2 separate regions of the Mus musculus genome follow, and region 1 is linked to region 2. Evidence: chromatin contacts called from ENCODE POLR2A ChIA-PET data. All regions are on one chromosome and are shown on one strand. Each heading gives the region's core, a stretch centred on a gene start or an enhancer-like site at or near the end of the contact. The rest is flanking DNA. Distances are from core to core; before and after follow the strand shown.

Region 1 (2,700 bases), core at 151-2,650, 220 kb before region 2:
CACTTGAGACAGCCGCTGGATACACAGGCCACATATACCACCCGCAGACAAGCACTGTGTGACTAACCCCAGCACTCGCAGACGTTCCTTACAGTTTTACAAAACTCGGGCACTTTAAAGCAAATCCACTCTAAAACTCTCGTGAGAGAACTGTTTGAAATCTGGCTCCTCACTCTGTCAACAGATAAAGTCTACTCAGTGCTGGGAGCCATTCTAACTACGGTAAGGGCTGCTAGTGGCCATCTGGCAACACATGCAGGAAACATCACGGGAGCAAGATGATGCCAAAACTAAGGGGTGTCTCTGGACAGCTCTGTTCCCACCCTAATCCACCAGCGTCCCTTGCATGAAACAAGATCATATTACCAGAAATTGGATCATAAGGTATCACGGAAATGTTATCATTATCAAGTACCTGGGTTGTCACCAATTGCAAAAAGGACCAGGGTATTCCATACGTGCATACGCCCGTGTCAAAAGATTTTTAAGTAACCAGTCTCAGCGGTCTACTATGTCATTCAAGTTTTCTTTCAAACGACTGTAGCTCCTAACTTTTACAACTGTCAGTCTGTCACTTGATTATTGGAACATGAGATGACTTACTTCAAGTGAACAATATAATAAGTCACCGACATTTGGTTTAGTGTCCAAATTCTCTCCCTTCCCTTTCGTAACTATTATTAGGAAATCTAGACGTGGTCCAATAAAGTCACAAACAGGGATTGTAAAAGGGAGACTCCAGTTGTAACACCCAAAAAGTGAAAACCGGTCAAACGGCTGTAACCAGAGAGATCATTACACGGCAGACGTCCTCCCAGGTAAGGAGCCTCGGTGACAGAAGGCACTCGGAAGGGAGGACAGGGTTATGAGTCCTCTCACCAGGAAAGAATGCTGACCACACCTACGCTGCTGGCCTGAGTCAGAGTGGAGGCCAGGCGCGGGGGAGAGGAAAAGGCTATGAAGGGAGGAGGAAGCGAGGCTGGGGAGGGGAGCGGGGACAGGAAGGGAGGCTGGGAGGGAGCCCCGCCGCCCGGGCCCACCTCAGCAACGTCTCCAGGGCGCCCTCATGCTTGTCCAGCGGGCGACCGAGCGCCGAGCGCCGCAGTTTGCTGAGCTCCTCGGCCGCACGGCAGTACTGGGCCTGCTCCTCGCCGCCGCTCGGGTACGTCTGCTGGATGAACTTCACCAGCGGCTTGGCCAGGTCCACCTCCGAGGTCTTCTTCAGCTGCACCCAGATGAACGACGCCATGGTGAGCGCCCGGCCGCCGCGTCGGGCCGCACAGACGGAGGGACAGCGACCACGGCCTAGGCGCGCTCGGCACCGGCAGCGGAGGAGCGGACCGACGGGCCGACGGACTGGGCCGCCAGCGCTTCGAGCTGGCCACTTCCGGGAGCCCCCGCGCAGGCGCAGTCGGAGGGGCGCGCCGCTCGGTCACGTGATGGTGCCACCAAAGCGTCGCTCACCTGGGCTCGCCTGTGCGGCGCCTGCGTGGTGGGATCAGGCGGTAGCCTACTGCGATGATTAAATTTTCAAAAAGATTCTTTTGGTTATTTTGGTTTGGTTTGGTTGTTTTGTTCGAGACTGGGTTTCTCTGTGTAGCCCTGGCTATCTTGGAACTGACTTGTAGTCCAAGCCGGCCTCGAACTCGCGGAGATCTTCCTGCCTATGCCTCCCCAATGCTGGGATTAAAGGCATACGCCACTACCACCCGGCTCAAGAAGATTTTAAATTCTCCTTAGATTCTGCTCTATTTTTCTTTTTAAAATATTTTTAATTGATTGTATTTTTCCTTTTTTATTACAAAAATTAATTTTATAGGTCAATATATTCTGCCCGGTGGTGAAATGCTCCTTTGTTATGCTTTCTCCTATGAGACCAGACCCTGGGGAGTATTGTGATGTGCGGTTGAAGGTCCATTGTGTGTGCAGCCTTACCCCCACCCCCACCCCCCAGGGCAAAAGTAGAAAAAGTCCCTGCCTTCGTGCAGTCTTCCAGGTAAGGACACAGTCGGTAGTAAGGTACGTAAAAAGAGATCTCTTAGAAGAACATAGCATAAGCAAGATAATTTAAGAAACATCCTCCCAGAAGATGAATTTAAAAGAATACTCGCAATTTGACATTAAAAGAGAGCACGGGTGGAGAGACTTAAGTGGGAAGAGGCCCCAGACCTAAAGCACGAGTATCCCATATCCAGAACTTAAAAGGGAAGTAGAGACTAGAATGAAAGGAAGTTGAAGAGTGACACCACAAATCATTATGAAACTTGTAGTCAGTGTCTAGAATCTATTTAGTACAATCAGTCGTACTTAAGCAATTTTTTTTATATTTTTTACAAAGGCCTCCCTGGGTAACTGGGGAAATAGATTAGCAGTTAAAGACTGTTTGCTGCTCTGCCTGAGTGAGAGGCCGACCTGGGTTCCCAGTAGCCTCTTTAGGAACACACTCAACACCTGTAACTCAAGGCGACCCATCACCCTCTTGGGGCCTCCTCTGGGGCCAGCCCTCACGCGCACATACATAGAATGTTTCTTGAAGGCCTCCCAGAAGACAAGTCTGGTATTTTTACTGTTTATTTTTATTATGGTTTATTTATTGGGGAGTACTCAGAGGTCAGAGGTCAACTTCTGGAATCAGTCCCTTCTACCACGTGGGTCTCAGGGGTGGAACTCAGGTGGGCATGATTGACAGCAAGCACCTTT
Region 2 (2,700 bases), core at 74-2,573:
GCACAATTACACTTGTCCCAAGAATCAGAGAATTACTCCCCCTTCCCCCGTTATTTCCAACAGTTAATAATAAACCTGTCAAATGAACGTTGCTGGACCCACATCCGAATCCTTTGGAAACAATATTATGTGAAAAAAGCAATAATCGAGGGCCGGCTTGGAGGGAGCAGTTCTTCTCAAAGCTTGTTAGGGATACCCAGACACAGACTTCCATGAAGCAGTAAAAGGGAGCACTTGGGCATAGATAGGAAGTCTCTATGCTTAGTGTATTCTTTGTCTTTTGCTGCGGGTATCTGTGTGTGTGTGTGTGGTTTTTGTTTGTTTGTTTGTTTGTTTGTTTGTTTTGTCTTCGTGCTACCTGAACCATAACCTCCCGGGTTTGTTTGTTGTCTTTTGTTTTAGAAAAACACTAGTTTTCTTCACGTTAACTCTCACAGCAATTTGCATGGTTTGTGTTAGCGCACATGATTAAGGAATAACGAGGGTGTCACACACTCTTGTGCTATGTGCGTCACCAGATCTTCTGGGCTCTGCAAATTTGCTTTGTTTTGTTTTGAGACAAGCCCTTGTATATAACCTTGATTCAGCCGGAGCTCGCCAAGTAGACCAAGCTGACCTCGAACTCAGACCAGCATGCTTCTGCCTCCGGATTAAAGTTGAGTTGAGAGGGGCGGGGACCTTTTAGGGAGGGCTGACTGGCTTATTCTCCTGCCAATCAAGATCTTCTGCACAACAGACCTAGCTTACATCAGACGAGATGTACCCGCTTTTCTCTGGAGCGGGGGCAAAAGCCGACGAAAGGGTATTTCCCAGAACCGACGGAAGTAGGACCTGGAACCACTTCCTCCAGTGCGGGCCAATGAGCTCTTACTTATGGCAGTCAATTTAGTCCCGGAGGGGAAGAGCGTTTTGATTGGTGGCTCAGCCGGGAACGCAGAGGCTCACGGGAATCCATTCCGGCCGCTTCGCCGTGACTGCCCAGAAGACCTGTCAGTCAGCCGAGCGTAACCGGTCACACCTCTTCCGCCGCCAGGCCGCGACACCGCGGGGGCCGGGCAGCGCCGCTCGGCCCAGGCGCTAGTGCCGCCGCGAGGCGCGGGGCCGCGAGGGGCGGGCCTGGGAGGGGAGCGGCCGCAGGGGCGGGGCCGGAGGAGGAGGCGGAAGCGGCGAGCGAGCCCAAGCCGGAGCCGCATCGAAGCTGCGTCCGGGCCGGCGGAGCGGCGGCGGCGGGGTTGGCCGGGGCGAAGGGGCGCTGGAGCCTGGGCGGGCGGGCAGAGGGCTGGGGGGGGGGGGGCGCGGCCCGGGAGCGGGTGACGGGCGTGCCGGGGGGATGCGCGCTGGGGCTGTGGGGCGGGGCGGGCGGCGGCCGCGGGAGCGGCGCCGGGGGCGGGCGGCGGCATGAGGCGCGGGGCCGGCGGCCGCGGGAGGGCGGCGCGGCTCGCGGCCCGGTCGCTCCCGCCGCAGCTGCTGGCCCGCACGCTGTGCCCTGACAGCTGGGCCTCGGCCGCTCTCGTCTCAGCCGCGTCCCGCGCCGCCGCAGGTGACCACTCGCCGCGCCGCCGGAGGCTTCACCCGCGTCCTCCCTCAGGACGCGCCCGCGGAGCTCGGGCGCCTTCGCCCCGGACCCGGAGGCCGCGCTGCGCGGGGCGGCGGCGAGGCCGGAAGATGGCCTGGGTGCTCAGTATGGACGAGGTGATCGAGTCCGGGCTGGTGCACGACTTCGACTCCAGCCTGTCCGGCATCGGGCAGGAGCTGGGCGCCGGCGCCTACAGCATGAGGTAAGGGGCGCGCGGCTGCCTCCGCCGGGCGGGGCCTGGGCCGCGGGGTCGGGGTCCTGCCGCGTGGCGCCGTGGCCTGGGAGGCCGACGGGGGCGGCTAGCGGCGGAGGACCCCGTCGCTTCTGCCTGGGGAAGCCGCGCTAGCCGTTGAGATTGGGTCAGAGGGGCAGGGACTTTCTTTCCAAGTGATTTACGAGTCCTTTTAGCTGGAGTAGGCTGTACAAAAGGCACTGTTTCTAATGGGAAAACTGTAGCTTTTCCTACGGTGCCTGGTAGCGTGGCCTGCGACTTTCAGCCGCTTGACATTCTGATAGTAAGTTATATTGTGAGTGAAAGTAGCCCTGAGGGTTGGCGAGCGCAGTGACTTGCTTGTATAGTCTCCTGATTGAGAGTGAAGTTGGGCCCTTGCTAGGTTTCTTCATTCTCAAAGTGACTCCCCTCAGGCTGTTTCCTTTTGCAGAGGGCTTTAAGATTGTGCCACACACAATAGTTTAGTCACTGCTGTCTGCACCAGCAGCTGTTCCTTTTTGTGTAATTGGGAGAGGCGGAAACAGATAGGAGCCAAGTGTGTCTGCCCCTTACTTATCCCGAAAGAGTTGAAGAGTTCTTGGTGGCTCGGCAGCCCTTTGTTTCGATGTTGGAATATGGCTTGTGTAGGGTATGGTTTACCCAAGGAGGTAAAAAACGGAGTGGTTTTTGAAACGTGTGAATTAAGTGTAGTACTTAGTTTTCAGCAGTATGGTTGGTTGTGTAAAGTGTGCGATGTGGGCTCCCTGGGGCTCTCCTACCTTTCCTGCCGCCCAGGGGAGGTCAGAAGCATTGTTAATACCCTAAGAGAAATGCCCTGGGTCAGAGCTGGTCTGCACAAGTCCAGCCTCATCCCTGAAGCAATTAGCCTTGACTCTGGCGGGTCGGGAGGTTT

What was found. ChIA-PET counts read pairs that join two places held with the same protein, here RNA polymerase II (POLR2A).
Region 1: POLR2A ChIA-PET joins it to region 2 with 13 read pairs in Patski. The contact joins the promoter of Pdcd6ip here to the promoter of Ubp1 in region 2. POLR2A ChIA-PET finds 5 or more read pairs at or near these places in 2 of 5 experiments (Patski and embryonic stem cell).

The regions. Positions count from the first base shown.
Region 1 is chr9:113,706,859-113,709,558 of GRCm38, forward strand. Pdcd6ip (programmed cell death 6 interacting protein) reads right to left here and starts at 1,401. Exons shown (of 18, transcript NM_011052.2): 1 at 1,041-1,401. The coding sequence starts at 1,249.
Region 2 is chr9:113,929,989-113,932,688 of GRCm38, forward strand. It overlaps Ubp1 (upstream binding protein 1), which reads left to right and starts at 1,324. Exons shown (of 16, transcript NM_001372510.1): 1 at 1,324-1,778. The coding sequence starts at 1,666. It overlaps Gm39439 (a long non-coding RNA gene), which reads right to left and starts at 938. Exons shown (of 4, transcript XR_003948257.1): 1 at 739-938.